Linked DNA regions of Mus musculus: regions 1 and 3 are each linked to region 2. The links are chromatin loops, found by intact Hi-C in ENCODE. Cell type or tissue: left cerebral cortex. All regions are shown on one strand.

Region 1 (8,000 bases), 190 kb after region 2:
GATTATCATCTAACACTGGCTCATTGTATCTGTTCAAATGGCCAAAGAAGCCTCTTGCCATTTCAGACTCCATCCCTTTCTTTGTAGACTCTTCTCCAACCCCATTTAGCTTCCCAAAGTGAGTCGTTATCGGGTTAGATAGGTTAAGATTGGTTTAGCCAGTATGATAGATGTCTATGGAAAATTGTGGTCACAGACTATAATTTCCCCCCATGTGTAAAAAGACGGAACGGAGGGAGCCTGGGTTGGAGGGCAATCTCTGCTTTGTCTCCAGTCTCTGAAGGTCTATTTCATTTGTATAAGTGTTTTGACTTCATGTATCGATGTGTACCAAGTGCGTGCCTGCATGGCCACTGATATCAGTAGAGCCCATTGGGTCCCCTGGAGCTTACAGATGGATGTGAGCCACCATGTGGATGCCAGGAACTAAAGCCATACTCTCTGCAAGAACACAAGTGCTCTTAATGGTTGAGTCAGCTCTTCAGCTCCCCCCCCCCATTCCCACCAGCCCCCCATCCCCACCATCTTTATAAAGCACATGACTTCTTCCTCATGGTTTAAGCTGGCTCTGGCTCCAGCCACCATAAGGAAGGAAAGTGTGAACACAGAGAACCCTCTCCCCAAGTGCTTACGCATCTCATGAGTGACCCTGGAAGTTGATACATTGCTCTTAAACTCTTACATTGTTCTGGCCACAACCTAAGTTGTGTGGTTGAATCTAGTTGCCAGGAAGGGAGGGGATGGGGGTGCTATGAGGCCATCAAAGTACAGGAGGAGAAGAGGATACACACCAGAGGTACACTAGCAGCTGCAGTCACCTTGTGACACAGTGAAGCAGGCGCTGGCAGTCACTGTGAACTTAGGACATCCAGAAAGGAAGCAAATGAGTGTGAACTGAGAAGCCGCCATAACTCCAGGTGTTGGGTAATTCGTGGTGATTAGGGGAACGTGTTTCCCATTAATGAGGAGTGAGCATTTGTTCAGAGTCATTATCTGTGGCCCAAGAGTCATAACAGAGGCCTCAAATAAATGGAGTGTTTGGTTTGCCTTTCGAAACGTTTCAGTTTGGGATGATTTGGAAGGCCACCCCTTGCCTAGTGAAAGGCTGGAGCAATGACCTTCTTGCTTGCGTCTCTGCAGTCAACTGGTGTGTCACCATCAGGGGTGGAGCAGTGGCTAGCACACAGGATGGCACGCTGACCGGTGCTTATGCCATCAGGAGAGATGGTATTCAGTCTCACACAGTTTCTGCTTAGATCAGTGCAAGGGAGACTGCCCAACAGAAAGATGTAGCTTCCTGGAGTTCGAGGGCTCCCGGTGGTGTGAGTACTTTGCAGTCAGTAAGAGGTATTAGAGTAATACTAGAAGAATTCTATTCCAGACCAGAAACCTGTGGTCTAGAGTCGGGTATGGTGGTACCCAAGTCTCAAACACTTGGGACTTGAAGGCAGGGGGATCAGGAGCTGAACGTCAGACTAAGGAACATATTGGGTATGAGGCCAGACTAGGTTAAATGAGACCCTTTCTCTGAAAATGAAAACAAGAAAAAAAAAACAACAAAAAAGGAAAACAATGTGATTTAAAATACAAGAAATTTGCTAGACTCTTAGATTGGACTGTTAGATTGTTTGGGCTGTGATTCCCATCTCATTCAGATTTTGAGACAAACTCTCACTATGTAGCCCAGGCTGGCCTCACACTCACTTTATGTTCAGGTTGGTCTCAGACTTGTGGCCATCCTCCTGCCTCAGCCCACTGAGTGCTAGGTTTAAGTACTCCATGCCTGCCTAGAGTAGTTTGGGTTTAAAAGTAAAAGTACTTTGTTTGCCAGGTTCTTAAATCGTGCGATAAACTGATTTCCTCTTTCTGTGTTTCTCATTTGCCCAGTTGATTAAGTTGCGTGGGCCAGATAGCTCAGGTGGAGAGAGCACAGGGCTAATGAGACCAAGGTTACAGGTGTTATCCCTAGATAGGCCAGCTGGTGTGCACAGTTCTCTTTTATGTCTAGCTGACTGCTTCTCTAACCCTGGTTAGCTGGTCTGAAATCCTCAAAAGGGATTGCTAAGCAGGAGAGAGTGGGTCACATGGCAGAGACACCCCTCTGCGCCCCCCCCCCCCCCCGCAGTCCTTACACAGCATCAATGGGCTAGCTGGATCTCTGTATAAAGAGAAATGCAACTGGTCCCTCTGACAGTAAACCGCCCGCAACCCTGGTGAATCACGCTCTACCATCTTGGATACTGAAATGCCACATTTAGAACACTCAAGAGAGCAGCATTGACATCTGTCACAGGACAAGGTCCAGGGCTCTCCATTTTTTGCTTCCTGCCTGCTCTGAGTTCTGTCTCCCACTTCAAACCCCACCTCCGTGTTTCCACCCCACTGTGAGCTGTCAGGATGCTACTCCGGAAAATGATCTCCAAACCGGAATGAGATCCACTGCATCTCCTTGTTCCAGATAGAAATGTCATTTCTCACCGTGACTGAAGACTTTTCTTTTATCTCTTATCAAAAAACCCTGCCAGTCTGTCCACACAACCTGGAGAACAAATATGTTTTTGATCCCTCTGTGAACAAACCGGGCTAGGCACCTGCACAGCCCTCGGTGGGTGGGGGAGGGGTGGCTGGCCCTCATCCTGACTCTGTGCCAACTCCTGCTTGTGGAGAGAGAAAGCAAAAATGATTGATTCAACATCTTAATGAAGATAAACAAACAGAAAGGGACATCAAATAATGGCCCTGACAGTTTGAAACAAACCAAAAGAACAGCTTAACATTTCATTCAGGAAGAGACGCATTTCACGTGGGGATGACAGTTTAATAATTTGTAAATACCACTGGCTTGGCATTATAGCTAATCCAAATATTTTCATTTCTCATTGTAAGTCACCCTCTGCTGATGGCCTGTCCCCTTCAGCTCACAGCTTTCACCCTTGGAGTCTTGACAGAAGGCGGAGAGGAGTAGAAGAGAGGGGCTCGCAGGTTCTGCATGGAATGTGAGTCACGTGGTCAACTTCCTGTCTATTTTCTGATTGGGAATGCTCCAGGGTAAGACCACTGGCTTGCCTGAAGAACCCACTGCCTTCTTTTTCACCTCCCCTAAAAAGTATCAACTCTCTTCAGACTGTATTCTTAACGCAAAGCATCTCAACCTGTCTACAATGCCCCCTCCCTGCCCTCCGACTCTGTCCTAAAGACCCCCCCCCAGTCCTCAAGAAAAGAGTCAGTCATCTAAAATGTGTTTTGTGGTTCTAATGCTCTACAAAGAAGGCCAGCCTTGTGAATGCTTGTGCCTAAGCCACCCTTGGGTAGGCATAAAGGAGAAGCAGGAAGTTGGGGTGGCAACTATAAGGAAGGATGACCAAGAATCCTTTATGTTAGCCAGGACATTGGTTTGTTCTTAATGAAAAATATCCATGGAAATAGGGGCAATGTTGTTAAGTCATTTGGAAGTTTTAAGAGTAAAAGCTAGTATATGTAATTATGGAAGAAGAGCCAAAGGAACACTGTTAGGCATACATAGGCTTTGGGCTTAAAAAAAAGAAAAAAAATATCACCCCATCAATTCATACAGATATATATATGTATGGGAAGACCTGTCACATCAGCCCAGGCACATATATGTATATATGTATGTGTGTGAGATATAAATATAAATTTACTTATATATATATATGTAAGGGAAGACCTGTCAGATCAGCCCAGGCAAGAGACCACACTGGACGGGTGTGACAGGCAGGGGCCCAGAGCGAGAAGCTGCAGTTCTGAGATTCCTCCACAGGGAAGCAGTATGAGATCAGGGTTTAGACGGAGGGAGGCAGCCCCAGCTCCACCGGCTTCCCTGGCTCCTTCTCCCTTCTCCTAGCCCTTGGCTAGGGAGGGCTGTGAGCTAACTAGCCCTTCATTCTCAGCCCTATCCCTCCTTTCTCTTATCCCCAGCTCCCGGCATAGTGCTCTGTCTGTCCCAGCTAGGACTTGTGCATTGTGGGGTAGGACGGAGGGGATTCTACAAGGGCTCAGCGTTCCCTCCTTGAGAATGTGTTTGATCTCGAGCTGCAGGCAGGCACAGAGGGAAGAGCTTAACAGTAAGTCAGGTTTCATGCTGGTCTTGGAGGCGTGGGTCCTGATAACCTCTCTGGGGCTGTCAGATCAGTGGCTTTTGACATTCTTCAGAAAAGAGTCAGTTTACCTTTGGTATGCTGAAGGAAACAGAACGAGTGAACACTTGGCTTTGTTTGAAATACCGAAAGCAGTACAACTTTATGGGTAAAACCCTGAGCAGAGAGCTTACAACCCAGTCACTGTCTTGACAGCACCCTGATTGGTGCGTGGCAGCAGGAGAGGCATTGCTTACCTCTGACAGTTACAGACTAGAAATAAGAGAAGACATATTTCTGATAAGTCTTAAGGTCTAGCCTGGGGATGTAGCCTACTTGGTAGGATGCTTGCCTGGCATGCCCAACGTGCTGGGTTGGGCCCCAGCTTTGGATAAAACTAATTGTGGTGGAGCACACCTGTAATCCCAGCACTTGGAGGCGGAGGTAGGAGGATCAGAAGTTCAAGGCTGTCCTCATCTATACTGTCAGTTCAAAGCCACATTAAACAACAACAACAACAACAATGGTAACAAAATCAGTAACAATAACACAACCCTAAACCCTTAAGATCTATGCTCCTTATGTAGGCCTGGTATAAAATACTGAATATTGTGATTATGCTTTTTATCCAGTTTAAAAAAAAATTACATGTCTGAGTGTTTGCCTGCATATGTACCATGTGCATGTCTGGTGTATATAAAGGCCAGAGAGGGTGTTCGATCCCCTGGAGCTGCAGTTACAGATGGCTGTGAATCATCTTATAGGTTCTGGGAACTGAACACAGGTTCTCTGGAAGAGCAGCCAGTGCTCTTAACCCCTGAGCCATATCTCTAGACTGTAGATGTTCTTTTTTATATATATAATTAATTTTAAATTAATGAATGGGATTGTATATATTTATCATGTACAACATGGTATTTTGAAATATGTAAAAAAAAAGGGGGGGTTAATTTGTGGTGTTGACAGAACCGTGGGTCTTATACATGGTAAATGAGTAAATTATTTTTTTCAAGACAGGGTTTCTCTGAGTAACAAGCCCTGGCTATCCTGGACTCACTCTGTAGACCAGACTGGCCTCGAACTCACAGAGATCTGCCTCCCTCTGCCTCTGGAGTGCTGGGATTAAAGGTGTGTGCCACCATGCCCAGCATGAGTAAATGTTTTTAAGATAGAAGAACTTGACCTTTCTTAGTAGATGCGAGGGTGAAATCCTATAATCTGAGCACTGGGGAGATGGAGGACCACGAGTTTGAGGCCAGCCTAGGCTATATAGCAAAACTCTGTGGAGAGAGAGAGAGAGAGAGAGAGAGAGAGAGAGAGAGAGAGAGAGAGAGAGAGAGAGAGACTTTTCTTTTGATAACAGTTATTAAAAAACTTCCTAGGAAATTTAAGGTTTGAAAATCTGTCTCATACAATAAGCAGAAATTCTAGTTCCAAGATTTCACATACCGAGAGGGCGCAGAAAGCAGAGAGAACATGAAGGACGGAGGGCCAAGGGTCCCTATAATATATCTCAGGTAACCTCTTACCACATATTTCATTCCTTCCTTGAAATATTTCAGAACTTAAACTTTTCTTTCTTTGCCAACGTTGAGGAAGGTGCCCGGCACTGACTTGTTCACCTGGATCCCATTTTCCCCCCTTCATAGCCGTTCTAAGTCATTTTCAGACCCTTTAAATCAGTTACCTTCCTCCTAGGGAGCCATGGTAGAGAGTAAGCAAAAAACCAGAGAGGTGGGCCGGAGAGATAGGTCAGTGGTTAGGAACCCTGGCTGGTTTCCAGTGGACCCAGATCCTATCCCCAGCTCAAGCACAGAAGCATCTGATGGACCCCAGTTCCAGCAAATCTAAGGCCCTCTTCTGGCCTCTGTGGGTACCAGAGATGCAATGCACACGACACACAAATATATGTGCAGACAAACCGCTCATGCACACAAAGTAAATCTCTCTCTCTCTCTCTCTCTCTCTCTCTCTCTCTCTCTCATATAAGAGAATATAAAGCCTGCTTTGTCATAAGTTTCTCTGCTGTCCCTGCCTCTCAGAAGGGAAAAGGCCAGAGACGGATGGAAGTAGAGTTTATGAGTGGATTTCCAGTGGGCAGTTCCCAAGACAGGACCAGATGTAAGGATGCTAGCTGCAAACAGCCATCCAGCCAGTCCAGGGAAACCCTGTGGTAAAAACCAAGCCAGAGAAATAGAAACTGAGTGGTAGGAACAAAACAGAGAGCACAAATAAAATATTGATCTGCCTCCCGTTTTCTGTTTCTGTCAGATAAGTAATGCAGCCAGCAGAAGGAAGAGTGCTACCCTCAGAACACCCTGCCATCTGTATCTTTCATAAAATGCAGTCGCATGCTATATTTGACATAGACTCCAGGAGTTCTCTTCTGCCCCAATCAACAAGAAATTATCAGCAATTTTAGGTGATTCTATGTCCAAACGAGCTTTTCTGCCAAGGCCGGATGATATTGCCAGGATCTGTGTGACCTGCGATTTTGTGTCTGTCTAGACAAGGTTAGGGAAAGGTAAGAGGGAGGTGAAGCCTGCTGGAACGGCTCTTATTAGAGAGAAACTTGTTAAAGAGAGATTTTAACAGCTCAAACTACCTTCGAGGCCAATAAGGCCACCAAAACGGATTATTGCATCATGATCTGAGGTTGTAGAAAGGACGCCGTTGCTGACTGATTAGGAAGCTATTGGAAATAAATAAAAGAGCGACATTATGTGAAACGCAGGGTCACAGCACAGGAGCATCCTGAAAAGCCATAGGTGTGCCCATTCCATTTTTCAAGGCGCTCATGAGTGCTTTGTGTATGGCCCTGGATTGCGGGTCTTTTGTATGGGATATTTTTAGATAAACTGATTTCACAGGGAGGGGGAAGGTGATGAGTGTCGCGTTGTGTTAATCCTCTCTCTTGACACCTTTGGGATCAAATTTGGTGCAGGGCACAAGTGAAATGAGTTTGGTGGCCTCAAGCTACACTAACACCGATATGTATCCTTAAACAAAGTCACAAATCACTGGCTGGCCTCGGTGATCATAGAGCTGAGGCGGCAGGAGTGTTACAGGTCACGGGCAGGACTGGCGGGTAGAGCTTTGTTAGGGGAACGAACCATGACCTCCCAGCCTCCTGTTTGGCGTATGCACATGCCAGCAACAACCCTTCTCATCCATAAAGGCGAATATTCACACTATTGTAAAGCCTCAGTCCAACATCAGTGTGTGTGTGTGTGTGTGTGTGTGTGTGTGTGTGTATGTACACACGTGCACATATGTGTGCCATAGTATGTGTGCCACAATTTGTGTGTGTGTACTTGAGTGTGTGTGTATGCACATGTTTGTGTATATGTGCGCACACACACATGCCCACACATACATGTGCCATAGTTTGTATGCATGTCAGAGGATACTTTGAGTGTTAGTCTTTACATCCATCCTGTTTGAGGCAGGTTCTTTTCCTTGTTTGCTATCGCATTCTCCACGGTAGCTGACCTATGAATTCTGGGGGGTTCTCCTGTCTCCACCCTCTTCTCACAGTAGGAATACTGGGGTAATACAGGGATGACAGACTTGCTCTACAATGCCTGACTATGTGGGTTCTGGAGATCTGAACAACTCAGGTTTCACATTTGTTTTCTAAGAGCTCAGCCCACTGAACCATCTCTCCAGTCCTTAAAACCATCATACAAAACCTCCAGTCATTAGAAGCCCCATGCTTCAGCCACTTGCAACTCATAGACGTGGTGGGTAGAGAGCATTCCCGTGTTTAAAATGTAACCGCCTTCAGCAAAATCACGGAATTTGTGTGGAATCAGCGAATTGGAAGTCTGAACCCTGTCTGCTCTCTCACCAGCACAGTGAGGGGCTTCTGCATCGCTTGGGTGAAAACACAGAGATTAGAAA
Region 2 (8,000 bases):
GACCTGGCTGTCCTGGAACTCACTTTGTAGACCAGGCTGGCCTTGAACTCAGAAATACACCTGCCTCTGCCTCCCAAGTTTTGGGATCAAAGGCATGCGCCACCACGCCCGGCTCCTACCTCTACTTCTTAAGTGCTGGAGTTAAAAAAAAAGTACTATACCACATCAGGTTTGTGGTGTCTTGGATAAAGCAAGAAGTGGTGTTAAAGCATGGCTATGTATGAGGATATCTATATCTAATATCTATATCTAATATCTAATAAATACATGTTAAAGCATGGACTTAAAAGGAGTGACCTCTAATGTGTGTAAAGTCACCTGACTAGAGATGAAGATGAACCGGCAGAGTGCTGGCTGGTTCGGGCATGCGCAAATCCCCAGGTTCAATCCTTACCCCTGAGTAAACAGGGCATGCTCACACCTAGAATTCCAGTACTTGGGAAGTGGACACAAAGGATCAGATTCTCATTAGTCCTAGGCTACACACCCAGCGTGCACCTTCCACTGAACAGTTGCAGCGTATCTATAAATCTCTCTATATCACTCAACCTAGGATAAAGCACTGTGTCCTTGAGTCCTTTAACTGTTTGAGAGTCTTCAGTTCATCCTGTTCTTCTTGGAAAAAAAACAAAACAAAAACAACAATAATGACATTAATGAATAAAAATGAAGAAGCTCCCATTGGCATTCAGTAAAAGTGCCCAGCTCAGAATAGCCAGTTAGTAAATGTCTGTTGGAAAAATTCATTCTGAAAGATTTGCTTGTTTGTTTGTTTTTCAGGACAGGTTTCTCTGTGTAGCCCTGGCTGTCCTAGACTGGCTTGGTAGACCAGGTTGGCCTCAAACTAATAGAGATCTACATGCCTCTGCCTCCTGGGTGCTGGGACTACAGACATGTGGCACCAAGCCTGCCCCCCCCCCAATGCTTTTTAAAAAGATTTATTTATTTATTTATTTATTTAGAGTGCATATTTGTATGCACCCCAGAAGAGGGCATTGGACCCCATTACAGATGGTTGTGAGTCACCATGTGGTTGCTGGGAATGAGTACTGAGCTATCTCTCCAGCTCCCTACTAGGGCCAAAAGAATTTTATTTTTTTATTTTTATTTTTTTGGTTTTTCAAGACAGGGTTTCTCTGTGTAGCCCTGGCTGTCCTGGAACTCACTCTGTAGACCAGGCTGGCCTCGAACTCAGAAATCCGCCTGCCTCTGCCTCCCCAGTGCTGGGATTAAAGGCATACGCCACCACCGCCCAGCAAGAATTTTAAAGTTAGTATTATGACCAATATATTTTTTTCCCCACCGAACAGCCTGTGCGGGGGGGGGGGGGCACGCTCACCTGCATGTCTAAGGTCTACCCCCTCACCACCAGTCTTGCCTCCTTAGGTTCTCATCTAAGATGAAGGAGAGATTGGAAACTAGAACAGGACCATTCAAGTGATGGGAGAATATAATTTGGCAACCACTTGTTCAACTTTTTTGTTGAAAATACTTACTAAAAAGAACACACAGCCTGGCATGGTGGTGCATGCCTTTAATCCCAGCACTTGGGAGGCAGAGGAAGGAGGATTTCTGAGTTCGAGGCCAGCCTGGTCTACAGAGTGAGTTCCAGGACAGCCAGGGATACACAGAGAAATCCTGTCTCAAAAAACCAAAAAAACCAAAACCAAAACAAAAAAACAGAAAAACCAAAACCAAAACAACAACAAAACCAAACACCCCCCACAAACCAACCACACACATCTTGTGCTTTAAACCTGAATTCCCATCATACTCAGAAGAAGGTTTGAATTTTTAAAAAAGACTTATTTATGTATGTATATGAGTGCTCTTTGAATGTGGCTGCATAACAGAAGAGGACATCGTATCCTGTTATATATCTATATATAGAATATATATATATGGTCGTGAGCCACCCCGTGATTGCTGGGAATTGAGCTCAGGACCTTCAGAAGAGCAGCCAGTTCTCTTAACAGCTGAGCCATCTCTCCAGCTTGAGAGCTGATTTTTAAAGCTGCGTATACCTGGACATATGCCTTAAATCTAATCCCTTCTATGGCCTCTCCACGCCAACCCCACTGCTGTCCCTAGTTCCTCTCTGTGCCTGGCTCATCGCAGACACCTAAATATGTGAATACACTGACCCAGGTTGGGAGGAAAGTGAAGCTGAGTTGTGCACAGCAAATTATTCCCCTCGCCAGGGTTCCCATTAAAGAGCTCTACTGTACTAAGAGCTCAGAACTAATTCCTCCCCATAATCTAATAACAGTTTCTGCTTTACTTATTTTGAGACAGGCGCTGTTTTGCTATGTAGTCCAGAATAGCATCAAATTCGTGGCTCTCTTCCTGTCTCAGCCTCCAGAAAGCACATCGCTTCACAGTGTGTTTCAAAGAGGTTGAGGGCAAAGAAACTCGGACCTTTGGGCAGGCTGCTCTGCCCATTTCTCTCTCCAGGCCTGGCTGGCTCTACCAATGTTTGAGGCCCTGAGAAGAGCACGGGTGTCGCCTCCCACTCCTCCTGACAGCCGACAATGATCCAGTCACAGGGAGCCATCCATCAGTGTCGGGGTGAGAACCAATCCCACATGCCCTGCCTTTCTTGCCAGCCAATTGGAGGAAAGCAGGAGGAGCGTGCCTCTGTGTGTGTGTGTGTGTGTGTGTGTGTGTGTGTGTGTGTGTGTGTGTGTGTGTGTGGTGTGTGTTGTGTCTGGCACGTCCCTGTAATAAGTTAACAAGTTCTTGAGTTTGTATTTCCTCCTGTGCCCTCGGGCTGGGTGAGCCCACATTCCTGAGGTCTTGATTTCTGATCCGGTTCTTACTCTGTTGCAGGGAAAAGAGTGGCCCTAAGGATCCTTTCCCGCACACTCTTCGAAGCTGCTGGGTGCGATGGGCAAGACAAGGAAGGATGCCAGGGGTGGGCAGACTCGGGAAGGCAAGCCCTGGCTCAGAACTGCGGACGCCCTTCCCGAAATCCCTCAGGCTCCGGCCAGTGGCCACGATGATGAGGCTCTCATCTCGGAAAAGCTGGTGCAGCGGCCAGGGCTCCGGGCTGTCAGCCAGGCCTGCTGTCTAGGCGGCTCCACCTGGATGCAGAAAGCGAGGGGGGCAGGGAGACGCAATAGCCAGAAGACTGGACCTGCAGACTTGGGGTCATCACCACTATGGGAGCTCAGCTCAACGCAACCCCCCAGTCGCTGCTTTGCTAATCCCTCCCTATGGGATCAGGGTAGTAGCCTTTAGCCATAGCAAGTCAAGGAACACTTTCTTGTTACCTTTAACCATCTGTAGCCTAGGCTGGTCTCAAACACAGTAAATAGTTAGAAAATGACTTTCAACTTCTGATTCTCCAGCCTCCACCTCTCAAGAGACGAGATTATAGGCTTGTGTGTTCCACACCCTGTGAGGACCAAGTGCGAGTAAGGAATTCAGATATTGTAGTATAATGAGGAGTTTTCTATCCCCTATCGAGCGGAAGCTGCGATATACTTGTATATTCGAAACTTTCAGGGTCTCGGTGTATCCCTTAATAGAATGTGGACAGTATCGTGTAGTTCAGAGAGTTGTGTGAGCCAGCCTTCCTGGAGCTCCTAGCTTCTGCCTGATGCTTCCCATTCCCGTCCTCGCACAACTGAAATTGCAGGACCAAGTCAGGTCAGGCCGGGTTGCCAGGAGGCAGTTTACTCCTCCGGGCCTTGGCTCCATCCATGGTGGAGCCAAGTGCTACGGGTGGCTGAATATTTGAGAAATAATCCAAAGAATGTCTTTTCCGTCACCACACTGGCCCCTGAACTGCACAATTTTATTGTGCCACCTTCCCCCTCTCTCAGGATTGCCTTTTTGCAACTCTGGGCTGTGTGCACAGCGACTCTAGAAAGACACTATAGTAAGCGTTTACAATGAGTAGATAATCATCCCCGTATCTTCGTAGAGTTCTCTAATTACAGACGTAGTCAAATTCAGTATAAATATCTGTTTTGTTTTGTTTTGTTTTGTTTTGTTTTGAGATAGTGTCTCACGCAACCTAGGCTGATCTCCCACACTCACGGCCTGGAAATGACAACCACCGGGACAGGCTTTTATTAAGATCCAAGGCTCACCACTATTTTTATTACGGCGGCTGCCAAAAAGCTCTGCGTTGGGAGAGAAGTCGCGGGAAGTCACGCGTGATGGTTGCCAGGGCAACGCACTGGCTCTGGTGTCAGAGATCAGTGAGAAACACCGGGAGGAGGGTCGGTTCCACCTCAGGGGCGGAGTTATCGAGGCCCAGGACCCTGAGGTGTGCCCGTAGTACCTCCAGGTGGCGCTCTAGGACCACGGATGTGGTGAGGGGGCGGAGCTTCCTGCTGCGCGATGCTCCTGTGAGAGGCGGGGCCGGGGCGGAGCGTGGGAGCCGCTGAAAACCTCCAGGGATCCAAGAAGATGACACCCCACGCTGCCAAAGAAGAGTCCGCGGCGTGGAGACGCCGAAAGCGTATGGGTCACAGGAAAAACCGAGAGAAAGTTCAGAGATTGGGACTAGGGTAGGAAGGGGGTTCGGGATGCTCAGAAAGTTTATTCATCTCCATCCTTGAGATGTGTCGCCGTGAATCTCCTTCCGTCTGTCGCCTCTCTAGACACCCCTGTCCGTCCCTCCCCCGACCCCCGTCCTTCGCCTCCTCGTAGGTACACGGATGCTCTACACACACGCGCAGTGGCCACCACTCGGTGCCTTCTCGCCCCCAGATAGAGACAGCAAATTATAGAGCTCTACTGCCCAGGATCTATGCCAAGATAAGAATTCCGCGGTCCCAGGCGCGCCAAGAAAAATAGCCAAACAGTTCCTGGGTTTGTCAGAGTAAGCCTGACTCCCTTCCTTTCTGGAGCCTAGAATGGAAAAAACGACTCAAGGAATCCCTAGCGGAGCCTCCCTGTGGGTACTGCACAGACAAAATGGAGAAGCCATCTTCACTCTCCTTTTCCTGGAAGAATATTATTCCTGTTACTATGACTCTTACCATGCCACACCGTCGTGTTTAACCGCTCAACTACTCATGCAACACCAGGGTATCAGTGTTGCACCCCTCGTGTTAAACACAACCCTTTCCCTTGACCCACTCTGACCTCATTCACAGGTGTAGTGTACACGCGCACGTACACCACACACACACACACACACACACACACACACACACACACTTCAAAGTCAAGAAAGGAGGTCTTTGGGGGGGAAAAATGTAAGTTTATTAAGGCCTAGGACTGAGGATGTCAGAGGTCCGAGGGGAGGCAACTTTGCTGGTTCCCATGGCCCCAAGGCCAGGTTAGGATGCTGAGTAGGGGTGAGGGAGCTGGGGTCAAGCTTTTGCGTCTCAGAATCCCTGGCAGGAGACCTCAGGGATCAGTTCTGAGAGAGGCCTGAGAAGGCAGAGTGGTCTCTCTTGCGTCTTGAGATCTTGGGGCTTACGCGGGGACTGGCAAAAGTTCTCTGGGGAAGGAGCCTTGATTCCAAGGTCTTCATTTCAATAGCGACCATTTAATCTGTTCCTTGGCTGACTGAAGAACCTGAAGTGAGAGTAGGAGGTTGGGAGAAATATTTGAGAATGTCAGTGATTGGAGGTCGACAAGGGCGCCTCTCCAGCCCTGGCCACTAGATGGCAGCAGCTTGCCTCTTCTTTAATGAGATGAGGTTTTGGAGGCTAGGGCAGGTCCAGAGGGCTGCAACCCAGCTGGCTGCCTCCCAAGCCTGTCCAACTGTGGGTGAGGCGGTAGCCCCTGCCTCCCCTAAGCCATATCAGGCCACAGTAATAGTGCCTCCTCACCGCGCCATCAGGCAGGCAGAGACTGGGCCCAGGCTCAACCACGCCTGTGCTCAGACACTTGACACCGTAATAAACTTGTGATGCTGGTTTTGATGGGGTGTGTTCTCAGCACCCCATCCCATTTGCTGATGTGACAAAGCTGTCAGGTGTGTGTATGTGTGTGTGCTCCTACTACCAAGAAAAAACATCTCAGTCCAGTGTGTGCCCGTATCTGTGCCAATGTGCACACGTGATGCCAACACATGAGGGGGGACTCGGGATACTCAGACTGTCTCTCTGGGCATAAAGCCTCCTCCAAAATGTCCACCCCGCACTGTGTATGTCCTCCTCTCTTGGAATCTCCCTCTTTGCTGGGGACAGTGAAGTTCTTGAATCTCTGCTAAGGAACCTCTCTCTCTCCACGTTTCATTTTGTGTCCCTATAACTTTTGTGTTTCTTTAAGATTTCCACTAATCCTCATGTGTGGTGCCTATAATTTCAGGCCCTGGGAATATGAGGCAGGAGAGATAAGGGCTTCAAGGCCAGCCTGGGCTACATAACAAGGCCCTACCAGTCTTTATTTGTTGCTTGCTCATTTAGAAAGAGAGGAATTGTTTCCTGAGGATGTACAACTTAATTTTCCAGGTTTGGCAGCATGGCCAATCATGTAATTAATATAACTCTACCAGGTAAATTCTATTCTAGAGCCCTAGAGGTGCTGAGTAACTTGCCATTCAGTTTTTGTTGGCAAAGTAAAAGCTTAGGATGACTCAAATGAATACTAGGGGGTGGGAGTAGCAGTAGTGGTTTGGTTTTGTTTTGGTTTTGGTTTTGGTTTTTCGAGACAGGGTTTCTCTGTGTAGCCTTGGCTGTCCTGGAACTCGCTCTGTAGCCCAGGCTGGCCTCGAACTTAGAAATTCACCTGCCTCTGCCTCTCGAGTGCTGGAATTAAAGTGTTCTACCACTGTCTGGCTTGTGTTTGGTTTTGAAACAGTCTCGTTCTTTGATGCCCCAGCCTCCAAACTGGAAGCGCTGCATCAGGAGCATGCACTGCCCCACCATGCGGTGAAGTGCCTGGAGCCACACCCAGGGCTTCGCCTCCCATTCCAGCTGTGTTCTCTCTCTCTCTCTCTCTCTCTCTCTCTCTCTCTCTCTCTCTCTCTCTCTCTCTCTCTTTTTCCCGAGACAGGGTTTCTGTGTAGCCCTGGCTGTCCTGGAACTCACTCTGTAGACCAGGCTGGCCTAGAACTCAGAAATCCGCCTGCCTCTGCCTCCCGAGTGCTGGGATTAAAGGCGTGCGCCACCCCGCCCGGCTTGTATTCTTCTCTTTTAACTTTGTATGTGCATAGGTGTTTTGTCTGTCTGTATGTCTGCTTACCACATGTGTGCCTGGTGCCTGCAGAAGACACCAGTATTCCCTAGAACTAGTGTTACAAATGGTTGTGAGCCACCATGTGTATGCTTGGAATTGAACCCGGGTCCTCTGCAAGAGCAGTGAGTGCTCGTAACCACTGAGCCATGCAGTTAGCCCTCCCCAGCTGTTCTTCTCTTCTCTGCTCATCAACACTCCCCTTATAGAATGTTTAATATGGGGCTGGAGAGGTGGCTCAGTGGTTAAGAGCACTGGCTGCTCTTCCAGAGGTCCTGAGTTCAATTCCCAGCAACCACATGGCGGCTCACAACCATCTGTAATAGGATCTGATGCTTCTGGTGTGTCTGAAGACAGCTTCAGTGTACTCATATAAATAAAATAAATGAATATTTTAAAAAAAATAATGTTTAATATGTATTTCATGTATTTACTTTTGTGTGTTTATGTGGAGGTCAGCAAACACTTTTAGGGGGTCAGCTCTCTTATCTCGGTCAGACTCAGCCCATCAGGCTCGGAGGCAGGTGCCTCTACTTGCTGAGACATCTCAATGGACCGCTTATTACTGTTGCTTTAAGACAAGCTCTCATGTAGATCACTCTGGCTTCAAACTTGTTATGACTTTGAACTATTAATCCTCCTGTACACCTCCCAAGTGCTGAGATTACAGGTGTGCATCACCATGCCCAGGTTGGTTTATTTTATGCTATTTGATTTTACATAAAGTCTCCTGCTACATCCCTGCCTACACAGAAACTCACAGTGTAGCTCAGGCTGCCCTTGAACCTGAAATCATGTGGCCTCAACCTCCCAAGTGCTGAGACTGAAGGCGTGAGCCACTACTCCTGGCTCTTCTC
Region 3 (8,000 bases), 160 kb before region 2:
CTGCTCCCGTCCCAGGAGCAAGAAAACGAAGGTCTGGGAATAACGTCTCAACCTTCCAGCTCCTTCTAAGTCCTAACCCACCTGAAGCCGGCTCCCAGGGACGTGAGTGCCTGCTGGTATAAACACCACCTCCTGCACCTCATCTCGGGGCCGGTCTGAGTTCTTTGCAAAGATTACAGCTGGGATGGCTGAGGCCGGGGGCACAGAGACAAAACAGTCGCAGGAACAAGGGGCATCGGGGCTCGACGACGCCATCTGCGAAGAAGTGGAGATGTTCATGTCCCTCAAACCTCTCCACAGTCTTGGCCACCGGTGGGGTGCAGGGCACTCTCCTCCCCACGTGTGCACTCTGAGAAGCCTGACGCTCTGGGACAACAGCACTGTTGTCAAAGCGTGGTGTGCACTAACAATGCACTTGGCTTGGAGTCAGGCGACAGAGCAAACTCTGCAAGTTAAGAGCGTCTGTTTTGGAGTCCTAGCCCTTCCAGGCTGACTTACAGGGTAGTTTCTAGGCACTAAAGCTGGCTCCAAGAATCCCACGCTCCTGCGCATGCCCACATTCACGCGCCTCTTCCGTCCACCCCTTTCCAAGTCCTCAGTGCCTCGGTCTCTCACCCTCTCTGCATCCAAGACCCCCAGGCTCGGTTCCGGGCGCCACTTCCTCCTCTTCAGGTCAGATCTGTTCCCCTGGACCCAGGTTCTCTGGTAGGTGACCTGGAAGGCCTTTGTCCCCGGGGGCGGGGCCGGCACCGGCACAGGACACCTGCAATGTCACCGTCTTCCACGAGGGTGCGCGCTAGCTAGCACCACTTCTTAGAGCTGAGAGACCTTTCAAATCCTGCTTAAGAGTCCCGGGCTTTCTCTACAGCCTTATCAGATAAGAGTCATTAACAGGAGGTGGAGCTGAAGGAGAAAAGAAGCCCTAGTGAAAAGAAAGAATGCATAAAGTAGCCAACACTGCTGGGAGTTCTAGAGATTAAGGGAAAACTTTCACTACCTGCTTCCTGACTTGAATTTCATAAATTACGGTATTGTTTATTTTATTACTGTTTTTGTGTTTTGTTTTTTAGAGACAGGGTTTCTTTGTGTAGCTCTGGTTGTCATGAAACTTGCTCTGTAGAATAGCTTAACCTCAAACTCACAGAGATCCGCCTGCCTCTGCCTCCCAAGTGCTGGGATTAAAGGCGTGCACCACCACCGCCTGGCACTTATTTTACTAATTTTTAAAATTTGTATTTTTATAGGCTAGAGAGATAACTGGGTGCTTCAAAGCTGCCGTTGAGGAGAACATGGGTTCGAGTATCAGCTCACAGCTGTTTGTAATTCGTTTCAGTGAACCTGATGCTCTCTCTGGTCTCCATGGACTCCAGACACACATGTGATGCTCAGGCAGGCACACATACAGGCAAAACATCAAAACGCATAAAATAAGTTTTTTTTCTAAATTTTGTAAATATGTGTGTGGGGATTACATGTAGGGGAAGGCATGTGCCCACAGAAGCCAGAAGAGGGTGATCTATCCCTTGAAGCTGAAATCACAGATGGTTGTGAGCTGCCTGGCATGGGTGGTGGGAACCAAACTCAGGTCTTCTGCAAGATCAATCGTCACTCTGAACTTCTGAACCATCCTTCTGGTCCCTTTTTTATTTTTTTTATTAAAGATTTATTTATTGTATATGAGTACACTGTAGCTGTCTTCAGACACAGCAGAAGAGGACATCGGATCTCATTACAGATGGTTGTGAGCCACCATATGGTTGCTGGGATTTGAACTCAGGACCTCTGGGAGAACAGTTGGTGCTCTTAACGTTGAGCCATCTCTCCAGCCTCCCCTTTTTTATTTTCAACCTTAGATGCCATATCTTTTGAGCTGTGCACCTCGTTTTGTTGTCATTGTTGTACATATTTTACAACTTTGAGAGACTATCTGTGTGTATACATACATGTGTGCAAGTGCACACCACCATGTAGGTGTGCCTTTGTGCAGACTAGAGGTCAGCACTGGGTGTCTTCCTCGGTTGTGCTCCATCTTCTTCTCTGAGTCAGGGCCTCGGATGAAGGCCGAATCTTGTTGATTCTGCTTTGGTGGCTGGCCGGCCGGCCTGCGAGCTCAGAGAGCCTCCTGTCTCCACCTCCACAGGGCTGGCATTATAGTTCCCGTGTTGGACATGGAACCCAGGCCTTCGTGCTCATGTGGCAGGCCTGAGCCATCTCCCTGACCCCCGTGTACTCCCATGTCACAAGGAGACGTACACAAAACCCGCCTGTCTCCAGAAACCCAAGTTCAGTTCTGCCCACTAGGTGCTGAGAAAGATAACGTTGAGAAGGGGATTTAGGGATTTCTAATTGCCAAGCTGTGCTGCTTCTACCTTCTACGCACAGTGAGGAGGAGATCGGAAAGGAGAGATTTGGGCTCAGAGGGGCATGCAGGGGTGTGGAGCTGGATTCAGACTTCTTATGGTTTTGGTGTTTTCCTCTATGAATCATCTCTGCCATTGGCACTGAAGAGCATGCGCCTCACACACTTATGGTCCCATGACCTCTAGGAATTACTTGTAGGGATTACATGGAATCTGTGATGCCGCTACCATTTTAATTATTGCAATGTATAAGCACAGAAGCATGTGTGTATGTATGTGTGTGTACATGTCTGTGTGCCTGTGTGCTTGTCTGTGTCCATGTGTGCTCATATGTGTGTGTCCATGTGCACATGAGTGTGTGTGTGTGTGTGTGTACGAGCATGTGTGCATGTGCTCTTGTGCACATGTGTGCACATTTTTCCATTTCTTTTTAAAATGTTTTTAATTTAATTTTTTTTTTTTTTTATGTTATGAAATCCGCCTGCTTCTGCCTCCGAAGTGCTGGGATCAAAGGCGTGCGCCACCACCCCTCAGAGAGTCTTCCATTTCTTTAATCAGTTTTTCAGAATCTGGTCTGAGGATGTAGCTCAGTTGGGGTGCTTGCCTAACACGTTTGAGTGCTGTATTCAAACCTAGGCATCGCGTAAACACAGTGTGGTGGAGAACACCTGTAATTCCAGGAGGCAGAAGGATCAGAAGTCCTTGAGCAGCCTTGGTTAATAGGGAGTTCAATGCCGGCCTGGGCAGGCATCTCTGAACCAAAATAAACTTGAATTTTCAGGTACAGGTTTTCCCTCTCTGAGTCCTTAGAACTGTGTGTGTGTGTGTGTGTGTGTGTGTGTGTGTGTGTGTGTGTTGTAAAGGGCATTGCTTTCTGATTTGTCTTTTTTAATATTTGATGTCTCCTCTCTCTGTGTTTTTCAAGACTGGGTTTCTCTGTGAAGCCCTGGATATCCTGAACTCACTCTGTAGACCAGACTGGCTTGGTACTCAGAGATCTGAGTGTCTCTGCCTGTCTTCCAAGTGCTAGGACTAAAGGCTTTTGCCACCACTGCCTGGCTAGAAATATTTCTCAAGAGCTAGAGAGGCAGCTCATTAGTTAAGAGCGCTTGCTCTTGCAGAAGAGCAGTGTTGGGTTCCCAGCTCCTCGACCAGGTAGTTCACATAGTCCAGGAACTCCATCTCCAGGGGATCCAACGCCTTCTTCTGGCCTCAGTGGGCACTTGCAGTTTCCTTGTACACATATTACTAAATAAAAAGAAATCTTTAGAAAAATAAAATAAACAACACAGCTGAGTAACTTAAATTATTCACATGGCTCCCGGCTTGTGGCTGCCCATTCTGCCTCACTAAGGTCGCATCTTTGGAGTTAAAATCAGTATAGAGCTGATGTTCTCCTTAATCTTCAGACACCACAGTCACCTGTAGCTCCAGTTCCAGGGTTTTGATGCCCTCTTCTAGTCTCTAAGGGCACTACACACTCGTAGTGAACATACATACATACATACTTGCAGGCAAAACATTCGTACTCATTAAATTTTTTTTAAAGAAATACTTCTTATTGTTTCCTGTTGACTCTGTTCTGATTAGTTCTAATGGTCCTTTGGTGGATTTTGTAAGATACTTTTAAAACCTTCATTGAGCAGGGCGGTGGTGGCGCACGCCTTTAATCCCAGCACTTGGGAGGCAGAGGCAGGCGGATTTCTGAGTTCGAGGCCAGCCTGGTCTACAAAGTGAGTTTCAGGACAGCCAGGGCTATACAGAGAAACCCTGTCTCGAAAAAAATCCAAACCAAAAAAAACAAAAAAACAAAAACAAAAACAAAAAACCTTCATTGCTAGTATGCTCATCTATAAGGGTGTATAGGATTAATGGTCACGTAAGTGCTGCTTCGGGGTGTGTTCTGGAGGAGGGGTGCGAGGTGCTATTGGATGCCATCCCACCTCAAACCTCAGCTGAAGCTGTAGCTACCCACAGATCCTCTGAGGCGCCCTGCGGAGAAAGCAGGTTCCTCTTCTGCACTTCCTCAGATGTCCGCTGGGGGGCAGGATAGGCCGAGGAAGGAGGCAGCCGGAAGAGCAGGCGGAGCCGAAGGAGGCGGTGGCTGCAACCCCAGGCTGCTATCCGTCAAGTTTCCACTTTTGACTTCATTCACCCGCCCTAGAGGCATTCTACTTTACTTCTCTGGTAAGGATAGGACTCAGAGAAGTCGTCCAGAGGGTCAATCCAAACATGATGATTTCCCTCCCTCCCAGCCTCTCCCGTACAATGGGATCCTGCTGGGGTGCCACTTCTGAGGGGTCAGAGGTGTCTCCGAGCTCCTTCAGGGGCCCAGGCCAGCCAGGCTGCATTGCAGAGGATCAGGCATGCATCAGAGCCCCACCAAAGGCCCCTGCTAAGAATGCAGGTCAGCTGGAGGAGTTGCAAGGGGAGGAGGGAGGGCCCGGGCCCTGCCCAGACAAGCCCAGCCGGCCCTACAGCTGCCCTCCTGTCCCCGGAGGCAGATGTGGGAAAAGGAGGGGACTCACTAGGTTTCTGGGGTCTAATTCCCCCAGAACCAGGAAAACAAAAGAGGCGCCCTGCAGGAGAGCCTCGGGCAGGCCGTCGCAGGTAAACAGGATTCTGAACTGTTAAATTCAGCAACCGATGGAAACAGGCTCCCCCTCTCCCGTCACCCCTACCAGTCTAGGTTTTCTCCACGGCCCCTAAATCGTCCTGATGCCCCTTTCCAAGTTTCCCTGAAAACTCTAGGCCCCCAAATTTCTCAGACGGATGATGGGATGGGCCATCCTGAGAGCCAGATTTGGCAGGAGAAATTGGGTTAGGGGTCATAAGGGATAGGAACGCCAAGATGAGCAAACAATAGATTCAAAGAAAAGCCAGTTAAAGGTAGTGTAGTGCGTGCGCAGTGACCAACCTTATCCTACATAGACGAGAAAACAAAACGAATTCCCTGTCACCTTCCACGCACCGGTCCTCTGGAGTCATGAGACTTTCTCTCACTGACATGAATAAGGCACCAACAGTGGATGGGCATTTCCAGTCTCTCTGAAGATAGTGAGTCCCGTGAGGGTGCGTCTGTGCACCCTGTGGTTGAGTAACCCTGGCAGGTTTCTCGCTGTGAGCAGTAGTAGTAGCAGCCTTTCCTTCACGGTTTCCAGCTGGGCAGCTGCCCATCAGATATCTTGGCTGCCTTTCATCGCCTTGTCTCTGATAGGGATCACTCTAGGTGAAGAAATCACTGTCAGTCACCCCCCACCTCCCTCACAGCCAGAGGGACCGGCTGACCCGCATGCTCCCATGGGGGGTGGGGTGGGGAGAGGGACCTTTGGGGACGTGGGACTTCTATGGAAAGAATCATCTAGAAACATCTCATCTCCACAGATGAACACCAAGAGACTACAGAGCCTATTCCTTCCAGGATAGGATCAGATCTGAGCTCTGATCTCATCTCAGATCTTTCCAATCGAAAAGAAGTGACGCTTGACCAAAGATCCCCCTACCCAGTCCTCACTGCAGAGGGATGGAGTCCGAAATAGGAGGCAGAGCTGGAAGACAAACAAAGCGAGAGTGTGGTTGGTTGATGACTTTATTGTTGCATAAAAAACACAGGCTGTTTCTGCCTCCTCCTCGCCCCCAAGTGGGTTCACAGCAGTTAAAGAAAAAAAAAAATCCTACATTTTCCTCTAGAGGGGCTGCCTGGAAGGACAGGCAGCTGAGAAACCTAGATTTGATAAAGAGCAGGCCAGACAAAAACCTATCCGAGCCCCACCTGCAGATCTTAGGGTTCAAGGCCTCTATAAGGGGGAGCATCTCCGTGCCCCCTAATACTCCATGTAGGAGTTCCCCCTAAGCATGGTCACTGAAAAAAGGTTGTCTTGGTAGCGCAGTGAGAGGTGGCTGGTTTTGATGGGTGGAGAAGAAGGCATCCCACACCCACGGTGCCCTCCTTTAGGCCCCTCTGCACCTAGCTAGGCAACCTGCAGGCATGGCCAACTTCGCTCTTGCCTGCAGCCTTCTTTGTAAGAAAGGGAACCTCTGGCTAGGTTCACAGGAGGTGGGGAAAGAGGGAGAACACAGAAAGAACTTAAACTATCTCAGGCCCCTAAGTCCCACAGGGAGTCACCCTGTCCCTTCAAGGAGGAGGCCTTTCTACACAAACATATATTCCTACCCAGATCCCAGCCCCTACTTCCCATACAGGTCCCAGTCCTTGGACTGGGCTCCAGCATCCCCCAGGGAGGAAGATGCTGAGGTTCTTGTCCCCAGGTCTTGGACGGGGTGAACAAGATGGGGTCTCAGGAGACCCCAGGCTCAGTAGAGAAACACATACATGCACACATACAGGTGCAGACAACACACGCATACACACACTCACACCCTAATTATTAAATAAAATACCCTTTGCTTATAACTTAAAAATCAACACACAGCTATTCCCTGCAGAAGGTTCTGGGTGGAGAGAAGAGAGCAAGAGTGGGGTCAGAGGGTCTCAAGGCCTCTACCTCAAACCTGAGAGTGCCCCCAGCCCCAGGGTCCTGCAGTCTGCCAGGCAGAAGTCTACCCTCTCATCCTATGATCAAAACCCAAATGTATCTCTAGACTCTAAAGAAGGGGACAGAGAGACAGCTTCCCAGAATTCCTTCCAGTGGGGGAACAATATTTCTTCACATGGAAGGAGATTTTCTACTGGGGAGGACTCTATAACAATGGAGGGAACACGGAAGGGTCAAGCTAAGAAAGAGAGGGACGGGGAGTCCAGGCAGGGTTTTCTGCTGTAATCCCTCTGCTAGGACAACCTCTCTCCCTTCCACCCCCAACAGGAAAGCAAGGGATGGGGACCTGGGAGTGGGGTGGGGGTTGTTTTGTCAACTCTGGAGCAAGTGCTGGCAGCTGACTTTAGGAAACTACCTAGGGGAATAGATGGGGAATGTCGACTGCTGAGTTTGCTTTCTTTTACAAGGTCTAAGAGTTAAGGATTGAATTCGAGTTGAAAGGAGCGGCTAGCTCTTCCACTTTGTAAGAGGATTTTTCTGCTGGATCCCTCCTCTATGCCATCCAGCTCTGACCTCCAGCTCAGAGCCCTGGCTGCAGAGCTGAGCTGCTCTTCCTGGCTCTACCATCCAGAAGGGTTTAGAAGAAATTCACTGAAGGGAGTTCTTTCTATACTAATAACCCTCCAAGCTAGGTAGACAGCCCCTTAAGGGGAACCACCCCAGGCTTCCCCACACACACACCTCATCTCTGCTTTCTCTCCGGAAATTTTAGAGGGAGCAGCACTAGAAGAGGGGATGAAAGAGACCTAGGCCGAAGGGCGGCTCCAAGGTGCTTTTATGTCCGGGTTCCCAGGAACTAAAGACGTGTCCAGACAGCTTCCCCCAACGCCCCGACCCAATCTCGAGTTCCCTCAGCTTCTGGGACATGCCATCTCTCTACTATGCGAACCCCTCCACATGGTAGGGGCGCTCCATCCCAACTCTTCAGCAACTCAGGGGAGGGTGAAATAGTGAGAAAGGGAAGAAGCGAGGGGCGTGTTCAGCTCCTGGCAGCCTAAATATTCAAGCAGCCTCCCATGTAGCCCCCGAGACTAAAAACCCCTAGCGTCCCTTTCCCTGTCCCCTCATCACCAATAAATAACCA

What was found. Hi-C counts contacts between places; a loop is a spot of excess contacts. Peaks named below come from ENCODE experiments on the same cell type or tissue, not always from the same donor. Only the 100,000 strongest peaks of a DNase experiment are listed, where the experiment ranks them.
Region 1: a loop joins it to region 2, with 3 times the contacts of the local background. A loop is called at or near these places in 2 of 42 quality-filtered maps.
Region 3: a loop joins it to region 2, with 2.9 times the contacts of the local background. A loop is called at or near these places in 7 of 42 quality-filtered maps.

What each region holds. Positions count from the first base shown.
Region 1 is chr11:96,669,808-96,677,807 of GRCm38, reverse strand. The region is part of intron 4 of Skap1 (src family associated phosphoprotein 1); the gene reads right to left. Among named protein-coding and RNA genes, the nearest start is that of Snx11, 100 kb to the left of the region's middle. In left cerebral cortex, a CTCF peak has its summit at 3,775; DNase peaks (open chromatin) are centred at 2,339 and 3,818.
Region 2 is chr11:96,858,401-96,866,400 of GRCm38, reverse strand. Copz2 (coatomer protein complex, subunit zeta 2) reads right to left here. Exons shown (of 9, transcript NM_019877.2): 9 at 5,198-5,538. The coding sequence ends at 5,491. Gm11523 (a long non-coding RNA gene) reads left to right here. Exons shown (of 4, transcript XR_880183.2): 3 at 2,296-2,568; 4 at 2,830-3,959. Among named protein-coding and RNA genes, the nearest start is that of Mir152, 12 kb to the right of the region's middle. In left cerebral cortex, CTCF peaks have their summits at 4,284 (motif pointing right), 4,917 and 5,621 (motif pointing right); DNase peaks (open chromatin) are centred at 2,562, 4,314, 4,724 and 5,643; H3K4me3 peaks cover 1,348 bases; H3K27ac peaks cover 1,054 bases.
Region 3 is chr11:97,022,671-97,030,670 of GRCm38, reverse strand. It overlaps Sp6 (trans-acting transcription factor 6), which reads right to left. Exons shown (of 2, transcript NM_001363230.1): 2 at 5,932-8,000. Scrn2 (secernin 2) reads right to left here and starts at 719. Exons shown (of 8, transcript NM_146027.2): 1 at 616-719; 2 at 82-255. The coding sequence starts at 255. Gm11532 (predicted gene 11532) reads left to right here and starts at 4,253. Exons shown (of 2, transcript NR_133649.1): 1 at 4,253-8,000. In left cerebral cortex, CTCF peaks have their summits at 759 and 4,386; DNase peaks (open chromatin) are centred at 583, 732 and 4,395; H3K4me3 peaks cover 1,109 bases; H3K27ac peaks cover 329 bases.